Linked DNA regions of Mus musculus: region 1 is linked to region 2. Evidence: chromatin loops called from intact Hi-C (ENCODE). Cell type or tissue: left cerebral cortex. All regions are shown on one strand. Links, peaks and the distances in the headings refer to the core of each region. The heading gives the core; the rest is flanking DNA.

Region 1 (9,561 bases), core at 896-8,895, 280 kb before region 2:
GGGAACACGTAAGTCTATGAGATTAGTCCTACAATGGACATGCTGTTGGAACACAAGAGGCAGAGTAAGGGAGAAAGCACCGTCACGTCACCACCTCACGGCAGACACTAAGCTGCTCTGCACCACGCCACGGTACACACACAAGCCCCTCCAGCTTCCCCAGGGAGAGGGAACCAAGGGCCTATCTGATGCTGCACTGCAGTCTCCACAGCTCAGAGTTAGATGTTGTGCCTACTGTAAGAATCTTTCTGCTCACAAATGAAGCTGGATTACTTGAGGGATGTAAGAGTGTTTGCATTCACTAAGGCAAGACTGGTTATGCACAGCTGGCAAGAATAAACATTCTTGAAGTAAGAGTATTAAAAGTTAATTAACCTTCCTAAAGAAAGGCTAAATAGAGCCCAATGACACAGAAATCTAGTGTTATTAACTGAACTGTCTCAATGTATTAGAGGGAGCTTAAGTGAATGAGTGAATGCTCAGAGCACCTGTGACCCTGAGAGAGAAATCACTATTCTACTTATACTCAACCTTGTAAGAGGGGGAGGATTCCTAAATTCACAACCTCCTCGGGGCACTGAATCTGTACCATCCATCTATGCAGAGTTAAGAACAAAAATGAAGTCCAAAAAGGAAAAAGAATGTTTCAGATGGCCTGTTAAATTTCCATATGAATTAAAACTTTAAGTCTTACGTCATAATAGACAGTCCCATGGTTTTGAAGCCCTATTATGATCAAAGATAGTCTTGTACTTGACTTTGGAAAGCAGTCTCACAGCATCATTACAATAAACAACAACAAAGCCACACATTCCTAAAAGCGTTTGTATACACTCAAACTTGGAAAACGTTCAAAGCTCTGGATCCCAGAGATCCTGTCTGTCTTTAGGAAAGCCTACATGAATAAAGGACATTGCCATCTATCTACTCAGAGTCACCGCAGACATGACAAGCAGGTGAGAGCCACTCAAGAGTCAGAACTGAGGTCCGTGAGAGTGTCTGTACTCACTCAGGCACACCCCATGGAACCAAGACAAACTGCACTACAACATACACTGAAGCCTTCTTGTTCAGTTTTATGATTCTCTCAATGTCCCAGAGCTCTGAGTTATTTTCACTTCTTTCTTGAGAAGACTCTGTACAAAACTGCAGTGTGGCCTCAGAGTGGTATCACTGACCCTTGCAGGTGTTACATGATGGGACTGTGAAACAATCACAAGGCAAAAACTGACTTCAGCGGTTTCCAAAGACAGTAGCAGTGTCCTGAGACATGCCAAAGTGACACAGAAGCTGAGGTCCCAGTGAGCTGAAAACTGCAGTGAGAAACCACATTTGGCCAAAATACCATGCTGTAAGAATTTTAGCATAGAAACTTCGATCAACACAGTATGGTGCTGACCACTACATGGTGTGAGCCATCAGTGGGCTTTTCAAGGGGCTCTTATAGTCAGACCAGAGTGTCGAGGAAAGAGGAAATTAACTAAAGGCCTGGAGAAATCAGAGGAATGTTTAAGAAGAAATACAAAATCTTGCAAGAAAGGAGATCCTTATGACCTTTTACCCTACCCCTCTCAGTAAAGCAGTAATCTCTCAATGACGCCAGTTTTGAAAACCAGTAACATACAAGTCACTAACAAGAACATTAAGTCTTTAGCAAGAATGGACTTCTTCCCCAAATCATCACCCACGTGAGCTGAGCAGCTACTGGGCTCACCCTGCCGGGCTCTTTCTGATTAGGTTTGTGCTCATGAGAAGACAGCTTCGTCCCCCCACCTCTTTCTACCCCCTCTCCTTTAGCAAACCTCTGTCCTTCTCTTCTTCACTTTCCAAACTCTCTCTTCCATCATGCCGTGGACTAGACGGAGAGCTGTAACTCTCTGAAGATGTTTCTCCACATGTGTCATGTCCAGATCCAATGTCCAAATTCATATCTAGAAATAACAACTCTAAAGTTATGTTAAATAGTTATGTTAATTTTCAAATGGAATCATTAGAAATCAGTTGTAGCTATAAGTGATTTATTTTTCTACAACATTTAAAATTCTTTGTTTTATATTGAAATTTATTAAGTAGCTGATAAATACATATTTAAAGCAGAGGCATAGAATATCAAGATAATTTTACTAAATCAGAGTTATTTTCTTACAGAGTCAGGCCAGTATCACCACTTTGAACTACCTTGTAGGTCTACAGAATTTGTCTCCTTAGAGCTTGCTATAGACACCATCCAAGAGTGGGTGGTCTATCATAATACTTATTCTGTTAAAACCACTAGCCATGCCACAGTACTTAATACGACATGTTTCTCATCAAGCAGATAAGGTAGCCCTTTAATTTCTACCCAGATGTCACTCCTATCCAAAGACAAGGTAGGAATGGCTGCAGTACACACAAGGACCAATTAGCTATATCCACTGTAAGCACACTAGGTCAGAATATTCATGTGTCTAGTATGGGTCACTCATACACCAGGCCAGACATAGCCTAGTCCCATCTTCTTCATTTCTGTAAGCCAATTGCTAGCATGGCTTTTGTTACACAGCCAGCATCCAACACATGTTTACTGTACAGATTCATATATGCAACTCTAGGGGATTCCTAACACGTATGGACAAGCCAATCATTTCCATGGCAAAATGGTAGAACAATAAAAAGTAATGACTATTAGGCAAAATATGTACTGAGAAGACATATAGTGGAATAGCAATTTAGTTGACTTAACTAGTGCTTTATGTCAGGAATAAACTTCCAACTGTGTAAAGATGTTTACTGATGACCTAGCCTACTACAGCCACTGAAATGTGAAATGAGCAATGAAAGACACAGGCCTTAAGAATGTAGATATTGCTGGCTCATTTTATTTAACAGCAAGTTGCCAAGAAAAAAACTGCACAAAAACTCATAAAGCTATAAGAAAAGTAGCAGTGGGCTTATATGGAAGGGTAAAAATTTTCCAAAAAAAAAAAAAAAAAAAAAAAAAAAAAGCAAGCAATCTAAGTATACAAAAACACAAGAGGGTCTCATTTCCTTTTAAAGTTTTTAGTGTGGCCATCAGCAACAGAAAAGTGGTAAGAAACGCTAGCATACTAAAGTGAACATTAAGTTCTTTTTAAAGTTTATTTATTATTTTTTGGGGTGTGTCTGTGTGTGAATGTGCACATATGTGTATGTGTGTGAACATACGCAGAGACCAAAAGAGGGTGTCATGTGCCTTCTCTCCCTAAACCCAGGCTAGAAGCCTAACAGAGTGCTCAGCAAGCCCTGGGCCTCCACCTCCAGGGTTAAAGGCTCCTTTAAGATCATAGCCAGCTCATTTTGTGGGCACTGCTATAAGAACTCAAGTCCTCATGATAGTGCAACCTTAAGTGCCCTTAACCACTAAGCCATCTCTCCAGACCCCAAAGCAATAAGCTCTTAATGGGCTCTGTGTAGCAATGCCCTCATCTCTTTAAAATGGAATTATAAAGTGATTTTTTTTTTCTTTAATAAAAAGACGTGATTTTACTGAGTAGTCTAGTCTGGCCTTGTGCTGAATTGGTAATCTTCCTGCTCCAAGTTCCAAAGCCCTGGGACTTCAGGGCTGTGCCACCATCCCTAGCACTGAGAGCAGTTTTTAAAGAAAAACTGTAGCCTACAGAGCTGACTAATCGCACAGACAGCTTCCTGAAGGTAGCAATCGCAGAGGAGCACTGTGGCATTTTTACTTTGTTCCCTTTTGTATTTCTTAGTTATACAGGTATGCTACTGGTCAAAGAAGAAGTTAAGATTTAAAATAAGATTTTAAAAATTACAAGTTGCTCAACAGTTAAGGAAACTGACTGGTCTTCCAGAGGACTTGAGTTCAAATCCCAGCATTCCCAGAGCAGTTCACAACTGTCTTTAACGCCAAGATCTGACACTTTCACACAGACACACGTTTATGCGAAACATCAATGTACATAAAAGATAAGTAAATAAATTAAAAAAGGAGCATTTTTTAAAAGTAAATGATATAATATTAAGAAAGAAAATAATTATTTCTAGTTTACTGAATGCTTTGCACTTTAATATTTCAGAGAAAAATAAATGAATTTTTTTCCTTAGCTTGGGGTTGGCATACAATAGAATGACATAAGACATCAATGAGACAAGATGTCTAAAGTACACGTTACTCATACTCCTGCCCAATAAATGTAAATATGAGTCAATTAGATCTAGATCTACATCTACATATATATGTATATCTACATGTGTATATCTAGATATCAATAGAAACACTAAAACGAACAAACAAACAAAAAAATAAAAGAGGCAAAACCAACCCAACATAGGATAAGGTTTGCCTTACTTGAAAAGCCTAATTGTTATCATTAACGCTAAAAATTAAAGAGATAAAGGGAAAAAGGAAGTGGAGTTTGGATTTTACAAAGCTTGCAATAGCCCCAAAATGTGTATGTTTGTCTCCTTTAGTACAACAAGGAACAAGAACTAAATTACTGAGCATCTCTCCACTCAGTGGCTAAGTGCTGTTCGCAGGCTGTTCTGTGCAATTTACAACTGGGTGAGATGGGCATTATTCCTGGCTTATGCACGGCAACATTACAACTCCAAAGAGGCCAGACATCTAAGAAACAAGGGGCACTGAACCAGAGCCATGCGTGGCTCTGACCAAAGCCTGTGTGCTGCTTTTTGGGCAACTAAGGCTGAAGAAGATGAGAACCGCTGGGAGCTCCCTGAAGGAACAGGAATTCCAGAACTGTGTGAGATCTGAGGCTGTGAGCCTCAGAGAGTGTAGACAAGGGAGGGGCTCAGTTAACTATGCTCTTTGAAGACAAATGTGGAAGCAAATGTGATGAGATAGGGACCAGAAGCACAAGGCCTGGCAGGAGTGGCTTCTAGTCAGTCAACAGCAGACAGCGTTTGCTGTCAGTGCTGTCACCATGTGGAACATAAGACATGAAAGTGCTACAACATGGCTCTGGACCACATCCTTATACAGGTAAGATGGGTTGTCCAGGCCCTCTTCCCCAGAACTTCAGAGCAGTCTGGAGGAGAATGGCCTCCACAGGCTTATTTGTTTGAATGTTTAGTCCCCAGTTAGTGGAACCATTTGGGAAGGATTAAGAGGTAGAGGAGGTGTGTCATGTGGGTAGGGGTGGGGGAAGAACTCTGAAGTTTGAAAAAGCCCACACCATTCCAAGTTAGCCCTCTCTGCTGTGTGCTTGTGGTCAAGATGTACACTCTCAGAACTGCTCTAGCACCTGGACCTGCCAGACTGCCCTTACTATGGTCACACATTCACCCGCTGAAACTGTACACCCCAAATTAAATAATTTCTTTTATAAAAGCTGCCTTTGTCATAGTGTTTTATCATAGCAATAGAAAAAAGAAGTCATTCCCAGTTTAGCTAATACAATAAACTGGCATGATCTGTAATTCAGAACAAAATCATTTTTCTTTCTATAGTGTCTATGAACATCTCTGACTGGAAACTGCTGTACATGGCAGGGAGGGGACACAACAGCTCAGTGTCCGCTAAGCTGACGTTTGTTACACCAACTGACCTAAGGAGTGCTGGAGCCACGACCCTTCTTACCTTTCACAGTACTGCCATGAACATGCTGTGGAGCAGAGAGTCTAATTCCATTTATTCTGCTGTTCAATCTGTCCTCAGTTTTCTTTACTTTCTCCCTAAACCAAGCAGACAGACAGGTAGAGAGAGATTATCAACACTTTTGTAAGGTCCTCTATCAAAAACATTAAAGAGAGTAGAACTTAAACCCTTCAGATATTTGTATAATGAAAATCAATTGCAAGGAAGAAAAGCCAAGTGTCACCACTCAGTGTGCTTCTGAGCTCTACCCCCATAACAGCTTGACTTCTGTCACCTGCATGTGACACTTTCAATTACAACATTAATCCCAAAACTAAGAAAGAAGTAAAATCACTGGAATATATGTGTGTGTGTGTGTGTGTGTGTATGTGTATATGTATATATATGTAAACATACACTAGATATACACACAGCTTCAAATACTGCATGTGTATCTTTCCTAATTTTTACTATTGCAAACATTAAATTGAACCTACTTTTCTACTTGTGGCTTCCCTTTCTTCTTATTTCCTGAAGATAAGCTCCGTTTTTCAGCAGAGTGCTATTGGAGATAAAAACAGACAGACCTCAGCTACAGCACACATTGCTACAGGTACCCTTAGCAAACACTAAAACAGCATCTTTTCCATTAAAGACTAACACATTTTCATTTCCAGCCCACTTCTGAAGTTCCCTACAGAAGCACTAAAGTGTACATATTCTATAACAAGCAGTTAACATTAATCATGAGAAAACTGTTCTTTTACATTGGATCTCAATTTTCTGTTTTTATGACTCTAGTAAGGTCTCTTCATTTGCACTTATACTTCCCAGAGTCAACCAGTCCAAAACACAGTAAGGATAATTCCACAAGTAAACATGTCCTATGTCATAAACTTCTGGGCAGCATGGCAAAACCTGACTTTGTCCCACCTTCCTGGCAGACATCAGGCCATATTCACTCCTTGCCTGAGAGCAGCCGAGCACATGAACACAACCATATACATTGGGATACTATACTGTTACTGCTGTCTTATTACATCAGTTACTGTGGTTAACTTCATACTGGGCCCAACTCACAAAGTGTATCATAGCTCTGCATGTACGTATCGGAAAAACGTAGACAGGAGCTGACATCACTTAGGTTTTCAGGTACTCTGCTAAGTTCCGGGAATGTTATCTCTGTGGGCAATGGAGACTACTGTCTAAAACAGACTGTGGCTGAGTGACTGCATGTGCTACAGGCCTTCGCTGAAGGTCGGGTGAATAAAACTGACCTGTTTGTCAAACTTAAGGGAGGGTCTAGACATTGGAATAGCGGGAAAGAAAGTCAGGTGGCTTTAGAAAGGAGACCTTGACAACTTACAACGTCTCAAAACAACCACGAATCCATAAAGACACACTTGGATCTGTGTCCTGGTCAGATCTATCTTCTAGACAGAACACACTTGCGGCATGAGTCTTCTGCCCCAGTATGGTAGCACATTATACCATATGCACCACAGCCTTCTCCTCTCAGCACAGTAGTTCACTTATTACAGGCTAGAATGCAGAGACACCTGACTAAACACTACAAGAAAACGTCAGTTTTAAAAACCCTATCATATCAAGATAGTGAGACCCTCCCTCCCACCCCCCAAAAAGAAGGAACAACTTAATGAACCCTACAACTAGAATAAAGAGTGTAGGTGTCTTACTGCAGTATTCCTACAAACAACCAAAGATACACCTTTTCAGACCTCAGAAGATTTCAGTCCTGTTTAAGAATAAAGCTTCCTGCTGGAACGCTTCCTCACTTCTTACCAGAAATCACCCGACACAGCACTTATAGCATTCATTTCTTAGGAAGTACACAGAGCAGAATGCTTTTACCACATGACACCAAAATCAACCTGCCACATACTTGGTCAGCTGAGGACACACAGTGTTCTGAGTGTTGGATGGCCGCACAGCCTTGGTTCCTCCAATCCACAATTCCATTTTGTTCTGCATACTGCATGGTAAGGCCATCCAATGGAGAACAGCTTGTAGCAACACTGCTCATAAAAGAGAAACATATGACAGTGTCAAGTCTGTCCCCGTAACTTAACCTATTTTACCATCTCAAGAAGGCTCTTAGTCTCTGGGGTTTTTTTGTTTGTTCGTTTTGTTTTTCTTTTGAGTATCTAGAGTTAGGTGTATGGGAAAAAGTATACGCTAAGAAATAAGTAAATGGACAGTATCATTAATGCCTGTCCTTAGAGAGTGGCAGCACGTGTACATTTGCCATTAGTGTCCTGTGACTGGGTGTCCCTGCTTCACCTGCAGTCCAATCAACAGAGGGGCTGCAGAGCCTGGATCAGCAGGGGCTGCCGAGCGAGGAACTGTACAATTAGGTTTATGAAGGATCAACCTAATGTGACTGGAAACCCCCCACGGCCTAAATAATGCAGAGGATGAAGTTATTGGGTTTACACTTTGGGAAGACAGAGAGTTCTGCCAAGTCACTGAAAGAACCAAATGTAAAGTCTTCAACTATGAAGCCAGTGTAAGAATTCAACAGATGGGAAACTGAGGGAAAGAGCTGATAACAAGCTTGGTCTGAAGAAGCTACACTGAAGGACAAAAGGATGGAACATAAAAACCTAAGAGACAAGTGGGATGGATGTGTGAGCAGCCCACACACAAGGACCTCGGGGACTCTTACAAGACGGCTTCAGAGAACAGAAACTGACTATCTGAAGACATAAGCTGAGAACTTTCTAAAGTCAAAATATAGAAAGTTACAGAGTTTAGAAGCACAAGTAATGCAAACAGCTACAAAGTCCATCACGGACAACAGAGAAAAGCTCAAAGGCTCTAGGAGGAAAGGCTACCGAAAGAACAGCTCTAAGAGTGGATCAGAGAAGGGAGGGCTTCAGTCCCAGGAGAGAGGAGGAACCAGGGCTGCCACAAGCAAAGGAGTCCCAAGCTCATCTACAAAGAAAGAAAGAAAGCAGCTGCCCATAGGAGGGTCCTGACTAAAAGAGCAGAACGCTTGTGGCATTTAGATGAGGGGCAGTACTAGTAAGCTAGAAATCACATCAACAATTTGATCTGCCAGAGACATCAGGTGTCAGAGATAGGCCAACGGGGTGGCACACAGCAGATGAAAACTACACAGCCAGAAGACTGTCAGTTACAGCTTCAAAGAGGCAGCAGAAAAGAAATGCCAACCAAGACTCACTCAGCTAAGCACAGCTCAGTGGTAGATGGCTTTGATTTGTGAGCACAATAATACACAGTACAATACACAGTAATACAAAGTGTATACACACACACACACACACACACACACACACACACACACACACAAACACACACACACCCTAACTGCATTCATTTAAAAGGGAAACCATCATAGGTGGATGCTGAGGGACAAGACAGCAGAAAGAGATCTAAATGAATGCTGGAAAACAGTGCCACAATTTAAAACTATGAAGACAATGAAAATGCAGGATGACTGTAACCCAGGCAAAAGCAATACAGTGACCTGAGTCCCTTAGAGTACTCAAGGAATCGTGCAAGCACAAACTGTCTATGAATTTATGTTACCCGTTAAGAGGTGAAAGACACACTGCAATTTTGGGGGCAGCTACAAGAATAAAATTCAGTATGTAACTCTGAAGGCTGCCACAAAAGAACTTCCCCAAAGGGCAGGAAGGAAGGGGACAAAAGGGAAACAGCACGCACGGCAACTGAAAAGAAAGCAAAACAAAAAACCCACCCGAGAGGAAAATGGCAGACTCCCAGACAGCACACAGGTGAGAAGTTGACTAAACACTGACTGAGTGTAAGGTGTACAAAGGCATTTACACTTTAGAAGTTAGATACCTACTTCAGAGCGGGACTTTTCCCAGCATGTTTCTTGTGGATGATGGTGTGCTGTAACACATCTAGGGTGGGAGAAAGAAGAGTGAATTAATTCAGGACACTATGTGCTACAGCAAAGCACTGAAAGGATGCTCGTG
Region 2 (9,561 bases), core at 237-8,236:
CAATCACATATACACAACTCTCATACTTTACAATGTATAATTATGCCTTTTCTTATAAGGCTAGAATGTATGTTTTTCTAAGTTAAGTGATTTGTCACTTCAGAGGTTTTATCACTATAGCTACTGTCCAGTTAGTTCTGAGGACAGGTGATTTCACCTCACCTCCCAATCTCCCATTTGGAAAAAATGATAAACAAATGAACCAAGACACACAGCAGTGGTAATCTTTTATAAGGAAATTTATGTCTAGGAACACAGCATAACACATAACCAGGGTGGGAATAATTCTAAAATTCATCTTCAGTGGGAAAGAAAAATAAGATACAATACCTAAGAAGTCTTTTATTCAAGTGTGATTAGGCAAAGATTTAAAATAGCAAATAAAATAAATACATAGAATTTAGATTTTAGGAGACTTTCAAATAAGATCTTAAGGCAGATACAACAGCTAAAGCAAAGAAATTTATTTATTTATTTATACATTTTTAAATGCTTGGACCTGAAGTAAATCTAGAAAGAGAATCTGAAGCTGGGGATTGAAACCTGGACTGGAATCCCAGTGTTTGGAGGTTGAGGCAAGAGACTGTCATTAGTTCAGGGACAGGCAGAGTATGGAAACCAAAGGAAGCCAACTCAAACCAAAGTAGATTTATATGGGTCTTTAGAAAGCCTCCAAAGTATGATGGCACACTCCTAGTGGCCCTGACAAGTAGCTGAAAATTGTTCTAGATAAAACAACTGATGTTTGAAATAGAAGCAAGGGACTATAGCAATTGTTCTGTGGTCAAGAGCACTTGGTGCTTATTGGGCAAAGGGCTGGGGTTTGGTTCCTAGCACCCACATGGTGGATCACAATCATCTTTGATTCCAGTTTCAGGGGATCTGATATTCCTTTCTGGCTTCCTCAGGTACCAGGCTTCCATGTAGATATATATTCAGGCAAACACACACACACACACAGATACACACCCCAAAACAAAATTTCAAATAGATGCAAGACCTAAAGTTCAATGGAAAATTGGGAAATAACAGGGCTACTGAAAGAACTAATGTTAGTTAAGGAAGAGACTGAGAAATAATCTAGTTATTCCAATTTTTCTACTCTTTCTTTAAGTACCAGGAGGATTAACTATAAATATGGAGAGTTAACAATATAGAATTGTTTTTGATATGGGCTTGATTTCACTGTAAGTCATATTTACAGATTTGACATTAAATTCCTCAAGGTAAAAGCCCCTTGAACAGGAAAGTAGGCCAAAGGGGTAGGGGTGGTAAGAATCAAATTTCCCTTTTTCCCTAAAAATGTTTTAAAGAGGTATCAGAGACAACAGTTAACTAGATCTATTCAACTAAAGGTTTTCTTAAATTTACCTTTAACTGTTCTTTTGGGACTAATGGGAAAAGAAAAAGTTTTTTGTTTCCTATTACATAATTTTTACATATTTAATAGGTAGGCATCTATTACATGAATAAAACTATCACATATTAGATCTGCTTTTTACAGTTCTTAAAAATTCTAGGAGACATTGAAATACAGATAGTGCTTGCTCTGAGAAATAACTGTCAGCCTAGAATTACAAAGGACAAAGCCTCCATGGATCCATGAAAGGAACTGTTGCACAGCACGCTCACGGAGATCCCGATGGCTTCTTCTCCCAAATCTCCCTTGTGGGTATATGTAAGTAGGTTACACAATGCTCTACCTGCAACTAGATTCAACCACATGGCATAAGCCAAAGACCCATTGTTACTTAGCATATTCCTTAATCTAGGTGCTAGGAATTATTCTCTCCTTCAAAGGAACTACTGTCTCAATGTCAACCTTCAGAGCTTTGACTGGGACCTCATGTAAATGTGGTGCTGGAACACTGAGAGTGTCCATGCTCATAACTAGAAGAGCAATCTTGTTCTGTTGGTTGGCTAACTAATTATAAGTACATTCACCTAATGAGCAGAGACTCTCATTGTATTAGTAAGTGCCCATGCCCTCACAAACCTTTTGGGCACTATAGTCCCAATAACTTAATATATTTTGTTGATCATTCTGATCTTAAAACTGGTTAAAAAAAAACCTGGCTATATAATAAACAGTCTATTAGAGAATACACTATTACAGTAGAAACCACACTGACTTAAGTGGCCAATCCTATGATCCTCTAGAAAGGATGGCAAATTCCTAAAACTAATAGGACCATAAAATTCTATCACAGTGATAACAAACATGCTTTTAGAGTGTATAACAAACATGTTTTTGGATACCAAACATGCTGGGGTGGGTTTGATGCCACCCAAGAAACTGTTATGAAGGATGAGGGCCACTATAAAGGATACAAAGTAGAATCTAGAGAAAATGAGTTAGCATATCATTACATAGATCTAATCACTGAAAATTAAAACAAAGTAGTGTACCAGGATGGCAGCATGCCAAGAGGGATAAGTAAGAACGTGACTGTGCTTTAGAAGCACAAAAGCATCCATAAAATGTTGATTAAGAAAGTCTCTTAAGCAACTACAGGTGGCGAGCTACTCAGTGTTTTATAGCTGGTATTTAGGAACACAACAGGGATCAGTTCCAGGATAGTTTTTAGAACACGAAAACAAAGAACAGCAAGGCTTTGACACTCAGACAAGCTCCTGGCTGTGATGGAACAATGAGGAACAGGTAGAAAGGTCACTTACACTCATCTCGGAACCGGGGTTCTGCATTAGGCCCGACTCTGCCAAATGTTCGGATGACCTCTGTATGCAAAGAATGCTGGTCTTGGTACTGAGGGTCTTCCAGGAAAGAAGCCAACTGCATCTTCACTCTTTCTAGCAACTTGAAATCAGAAATAGAATATTAAAATTGGAGTATGTTGTTAGGGTGAACAATAACAATAATTGTTAGGGTGATTAAAAATGGCCTGTGGTAGTAGATTCACACTGCAAAACCATTATAGTGAAATTTTCTTATTAAGAAAAGATCTCACTTTCTGTTTCTGCAGTAATTTTTAAAAAAATTTATTTATTATACGTAAGTACACTGTAGCTGTCTTCAGAAACCCCAGAAGAGAGCATCAGATCTCATTATGTATGGTTGTGAGCCACCATGTGGTTGCTGGGTTTTGAACTCAGTACCTTTAGAATAACAGTGTTCTTAACCACTGAGCCATCTCTCCAGCCTTGTTAATTTAGGTTAACAAGCAAATACACTTAACAAAAACTTAAAAACAAGTGGAAAAAATAAAGCCAACTACGTAAGGAAAAGTTGATCAAGTTTTTGCTTTTGTATCTAAGTTATAAGTCTCAAACCATAGTGTAGGTACCAGCTATCCACCCCTGAAGCAGTGAGTCATGGCTGACTTACATCTTACTCACAGTTCCCTAAAAGACATTGTATTTTTAGGATTTAAGACCATGTTGAAATTCTGGCAAGACTGCAAGCATTGCAGAAAGATGTGTTCTTTTTTCTGCTGCTTTGTCAGTGAAATATGTAGAGCACAAAAAGGGGGAAAATATTCTTTCTATAACTAAAAATTTAGTTTTTATTGTAAGAATCTTTACAAAATCAAATTTCATTGAATTCCTTATTTTGATGAGTAATATGTCCACAAATCACTTATTTTCTAGTCCACAATTTTTTTTTCATTTGTACTAAATATATTCCCAGTATGACAAAAAAAGCAAAAAAACCTCTGAAACTCATTTTGTTAAGTGTTTAAGAATTTTTATTTTATGTGTATGAGTGTTTTGCATGTATGCATGTATGTGTGTATGTATGTATGTGTGTATACACACACACACACACACACACACACACACACACACTATGTGTGTACCTGGTGCTTGGAGAGGCCAGAAGAGGGCATCTTGCTTCTCTGAAAGTGGAGTTATGGATGGTTGTGAGCCTCCATATGGGTGCTGGGACCTAAACCCAGGTCTTTTGCTAGAGCAGCAAAAGCTCTTAACCACTGAATCATCTCTCCAGTACCTTGAGAAGTGTGTCATATGTAAGGTTGCAGTTAGGCACAGAACATAAAGACTTTGAAATGAAACCATAGTTTTAGAATCAAGATAATCTTCATGGAGAAAAATCTTGCTAAACACCTGAAGCAGGGAAGTCAGGGTTCATAGTGGTACAAGCCACAAGATCTACATAACATATTAGAGGATTTTATAAGGTAGCATCTATGACAGTTATTAGGGTTTAGGTCCCTCCTCTACTTCATCTGTAAAAGGGAGATAGCTTTGTTTTCCTAATGTTTTATGACAATAAAATATGTACGCTGGGCATGATGGTGCACATCATTAATCCCAGCACTTGGAAGGCAGAAGCAGGCAGATTCCTGTGAGTTTAACGACAGTTTGGCCTATACAGGAAACATCAGACCAGTCGTGGCTATTTAATGAGATTTTATCTAAAAGGAGGGGGAAAAAAAAGAATGTATGCAGGTTGGTTATATCCAGCTAGGCTAAAGTTAATTTTTTAACTGAGAATTCTAATACAGAAATGGAACACTTTTTAAAAAATAATAAACAATTAGTCTAAACTATGGTACTTTTAAATTTCTGGTAAGTAATAAGAAATGCCATAAAAGCTAGGATGCTCCCTGACCCCACCTTTGGGTATGTCATCAGAAATCTGTCATCACCACTGGCACAGAGTGTAAACAAATGTCTATGTCCTACCTCTCTCTGAATAACTGTTTCCATAATAGTGCCAAATGCTGGGATTGTAGCAATCCTGACAGAGCTGTTAGAAATGAAAAAGGAAAGAGACTGAGACTTCCCTGAAAGACAATAGGATCATCATTAACATATATATAAAAATAAGCACAAGGTAGAAATCCCACATTAGTCTCTAGCAATGACAGTTAAACTTTTAAAGAGCAGACCAAGAAGAATGCTCAATAAGACAGGCAGGATAACTCAGGGTCACAGTCTGTGAACTCACAATTCAGGATCACCGGACAAGGTAACAAGGGCCGGAGCAACCCGCTTGTCAACTAATGCTTCACTCATGCCTCGAAGAGTCAGCTGTAAACCAGTCAACATGCAATAAAAAATGGTTTGGTAAACTGGAATGAGAACTGGGTTAGCTGTGACTGAGGATGGGCAGGCAGACTCACTGGCCTTTCTTGCTTTAGTTGTCCACTTAAGACGTTAAAATGTTAAGCCTTTGGTTCATGCCACTACACTCACTGGTAACAACCTGTTAGTGAGATTAGCAGAGCATCCTTTCTTGGCTTGAAGAAATAGTCCATCAGCATGTTTTGGTTTTGAAAGTGTTTATTGATTATTCATGCTAATACTTTTTTCTCTATTATATGGCCTCTAAGTTAGGCTTATTGTGAGATTGCCTTAAAAAACAACCTCAACGGTGTACTAATAGCAACATGGTAAGTTGAAAATCAAATAGGCCTATAACCCACTGTCACTATTTTCAAGTGACTGTTAACAGCATGATGGTTATTTCTCACCAGGCACATTAGGAAAGGAATGCTGGACATGGAAGGCAGGGACAACACTTACATTTCAGGGTCACTGGAGAGAGTAATGAGAGCAGGAACAACCCTCTGAGCTACCAGAGTCTCATTCACCCCCTTCACCAACAGCTGATTGGTCAGCACAGGGGGGATTCACAGGTGGTGCATGGAAAGCAAACAGTGTGCCACGGGAAGAAGAGAGGAACAACCAAGAGAAAGAGAGAAAACACAAAAGCAAAACCAAAATTAGAAGCTAAGCGAATACTGCTACTAGAGTGCTTACCAAGGCATAGAAGGCTTAGAAGGAAAGAAAGCTTAAATTGCCTAGCAGTCCACAAAGAGGCTTGTCACCATTTGGATGGCAGTTTGTTCTTTAGGTCAAAGACTATACTCAATTTTCATCTTCAATTAAAATGCAATGAAAAGTTTCTCTTCTTGGTTTTATTGAGACAAGGTCTCACTATGTAGCCCTGGAACTCACTATGGAGACCAGGATGGCCTTGAACTTACAGAGATCCCCTTGCCTCTGACTCTTTTGTTGGGATTAAAGGCATGCACCACTATACTCAGCTCTCAAAAAAACAAAAAACAAACAAACAAAAAACCAAAACCCTAAAATGGAGACATACTGTATTAATAATAACTAGTTAGTTAAAATTATTAAAAGTCAACTGAGTAGGATTTTATTATGATCAATAAAAGACAAATAAACATTTTTGAAAGCAAACTTCAAAATGGCTTGTAGCCATCACTAAAGTGCTTCTGTTTTACAGAGAGGATATTAAAGACCACACAGTAAAACTCTCAACCTGTCCTCACACAGCCTTATCATCTGAGCTGAGCTGCAGACATAAACTGCAACAATATGCTCTGGAGTGTTCAACCTAGACATTAGCTTTGGGTTCAAATTCCAGCTCTCTCCCACTATTAGCCATGCAGCCTTAGATAAGTTACAGAATCTCAGGACTGTTTACTTATCTGAAAATGCTGAATTTTGCATTTTGCAAGAAATATTGCATACAACACAGGCAATGCATACAATATGAATTTAGTTATAGTACTACTCAATAATATATGATTTGGAATTTTTATAAAAAGAAGTCATTTAATTACATTTGTAAGTTTACTTCTGAAACAGTCTTTTTCTTGTAATTTTCTTAAAGCTTACATAAATTTTAAAGTACAGGGCTGGCGAGATGGCTCAGTGGTTAAAAGTGCCGACTGCTCTTTTGAAGGTTCTGAGTTCAAATCCCAGCAACATGGTGGCTCACAACCATCTGTAACAAAATCTGATGTATATCTAACTGCTGAATCCTAATCAATCTGTTCACTAGTTGTAGCTCTCAGAGCTACCATGGACTTTCATTATCAAAATCACCTCTGTGCATGTGCTAGCATTCCTCTTATAAAGTATGAAAAACTTAGTTAACATGTGAAAGTATTTAATCTGCAATAATCCATTACCATTTATCAACCCATTCATCCCAGAATCAATTTCAGCATTCTGAAATAATTTATTAAATGCCTATATTAATTAGGCAGGGGTAAAATCACAAAAGATATTTTGTTATTTTATGAGTGATATTAAGTTCAGGTAGGAATAAATAGGACAAGGAGTTCAAATTCTTTGCATAAGATGGTTTAAGTTTGAATCAGCAAAGCCTATCTTGATGCCTAGTATCTGGAATTCATCATTTCAAAGAGGGTAATTTAGAGGACAATTTAATTTCTCACTGCTCTAGGATCCTTTTGGTAATTAAAAAAAAAAAACCTAGAAAATTAGTCAATAATTTTAGGAGTTATCAATTACTAGCTATTTTACATTCTGTACCTTTTGATTTTTATGTCTGGTGAGGCAAATACAGAACATTATCAAAGTTTTAGCAGATGAAAATCTCAGACTTGTAGAAATGTGCATTTGTTCAGGGTCGAAAGTAGAACCAGACGACAGACTGACTCGTTCTTATTTGTCTTAACTGATGTCGGTCCTTTCTTTGAGTTAAAGTTTAATGATATAGTTCAGTAACCTCACGATTAATAGTCACGTGATGTCTTTTTTTTTTTGTACTTTGTCACTCTAGAAGGTTAATTAACATGAAAGTCACTGTACTCCTCTAGAAAAGAATTACATTCATTTTCTACTTCAAAAAAAACATAGCATCTTGTTCAGCACCAGGAATAACATAATCCCATTGGGTTTCTCCATGTCTTGCTATCTAAAAACAAAGCTGAGTTTGTGTTAAATTTCAGTAAGTATTTCAAATTAAATTCCTAGTATATCAATTTCTTACTTCTATTATTAAATCCTGTTACTTTACTTTTGAGGTAAGCTCTCAGGTAGCCCTGGCTGGCCTTGAACTCTCAGGCATTGGAGGATGACCATAAACTTTTGATCTACCTGCCTAAATTCTGCAGCACCACATCTAATCTTATGTGTCCCTGGGACAGAACACAGAACCTTGGGCATTTGAGTGGCAAGCATTCAAGGCAACACACAAGCTAAACCAAACGTGAAATGGGGGAAGCTACTTTTATTTATTTGAAATGCTTGAAATATACATACCTTCTAGCAGTCAAGAGAAAGAAGTTGGTTTTTGGGTCTTAGAGTAAAATTGCATGAAGAGTATATTAATGACAGCTTTTGAAATGACACATTTTTCTTTTGAGAGGCATGAAGAAAGCCATCTTCATGGTAATGTCCACTTTTCAGCACATTGAATAATCAAAGTTACTTATCCAAGAAGGAATTTGTACAGATAAAAACATCAAAATTACTCTGGCATTGACTTCAACAAATAACCTTAATTATAGATCATCTTAAAAACAACAACAAAAAAGGGACAAAACTTTCAACTTCCTGGCCAAGAGAATTTTATTCAGGTTTGAGTAATCTAGTTACTGAAAATTATAGAAAGCAAGTATTTTAAATATGTTCAGTATTTTATCATTCTAATTGCAGTTTATCTTAAATTATAGAGAAATTCTTAAATTTAGGAAGATTTTAATTAATTCTTCTCAAAAACATTTTAAGTTCTAATCCCTAATAGAGAAGCTATTTGCAACTGATCCCTGGCTGAGCGAAGGAAAAATCAGTTTTCTTCAATGGAGTGTCACTAGGTATATATCAACCACACTCCAGAGCAGGGCTCATGCCCTCTTTATTGTTTTTTGAGTTCTTTTTGCTTTCTTTTTGAGTTCTGTTTTTGAGTTCTGTTTTGTTTTTGTGTTTTCCTTGTCCTATTGATTTTCTTCCTTTTCTTTTCTTTTCTTTTTTAAGAGCATATTTGAGTTTAAGGTTGGTTTTTTTTTAATTGTTTTTGAGAGAGACAGAAAGAACTTGAAGTTGGATATGTAAGAGGTGAGGATGATCTAGAAAGAGCTGAGGAAGGAGAAGAACATTACCAAAGTATAGTATGTGAAAAAAATTAAAAAAGAATCACAGGCATAAAGAGATAATTTTAGTTTATAGATTCCTTACACAGCTTTAATATTTTGTGAATAGCACAAATTACAAAAACAGTGACATGTCAACCAACATTTATAACAGCTTGTTTGTTTGACACCATTTTAAGGGCTTTACTAGCTCACAGAATATTAACAAAAAGCTGGGCAGTGGTGGTGCACACCTTTAATCCCAGCACTTGGGAGGCAGAGACAGGTGGATTTCTGAGTTCAAGGACAGCCTGGTCTATAGAGTGAGTTCCAGGACAGCCAGGGCTACACAGAGAAACTCTTGTCTCGAAAACCCAAAAAAAAAAAAAAAAAAAAAAAAACCAAACAAAATCATTTGAGAAGGATATGTTTAATCATTATCTTCATTTTGTAGATGAGGAAACTAATGTATAGACAAGTTCAACTCTGTCCTAATAATTAACAAAGAATTAATGGTAGAAGAGATGGAAACTAAACTGAGGTAGCCTGGCTCTACAGTAAAACTGAATAGCATCAATACTAAACCAATTGAGGACTCCAAGATTTGAAAGAAACATATAAGAACATCTGTCTATAATATAATGTACTACCTAATGTATAAACTGAAAGGCATTCTTAGTTATCTATCATATTAGGAAGATAACAAGTTAATAAGATTTAGGTA

What was found. Peaks named below come from ENCODE experiments on the same cell type or tissue, not always from the same donor. Only the 100,000 strongest peaks of a DNase experiment are listed, where the experiment ranks them.
Region 1: a loop joins it to region 2, with 2.8 times the contacts of the local background. A loop is called at or near these places in 10 of 42 quality-filtered maps.

The regions. Positions count from the first base shown.
Region 1 is chr1:106,019,773-106,029,333 of GRCm38, reverse strand. It overlaps Zcchc2 (zinc finger, CCHC domain containing 2), which reads right to left. Exons shown (of 14, transcript NM_001122676.1): 8 at 9,429-9,486; 9 at 7,476-7,608; 10 at 6,070-6,134; 11 at 5,576-5,670; 12 at 1,803-1,931. Among named protein-coding and RNA genes, the nearest start is that of Zcchc2, 34 kb to the right of the region's middle. In left cerebral cortex, for the core only: no CTCF peak of the experiment used is centred there; no DNase peak of the experiment used is centred there.
Region 2 is chr1:105,736,468-105,746,028 of GRCm38, reverse strand. It overlaps Relch (RAB11 binding and LisH domain, coiled-coil and HEAT repeat containing), which reads right to left. Exons shown (of 29, transcript NM_173187.4): 23 at 5,512-5,594; 24 at 4,669-4,732; 25 at 2,680-2,818. Among named protein-coding and RNA genes, the nearest start is that of Tnfrsf11a, 39 kb to the left of the region's middle. In left cerebral cortex, for the core only: no CTCF peak of the experiment used is centred there; a DNase peak (open chromatin) is centred at 3,364; H3K27ac peaks cover 1,273 bases.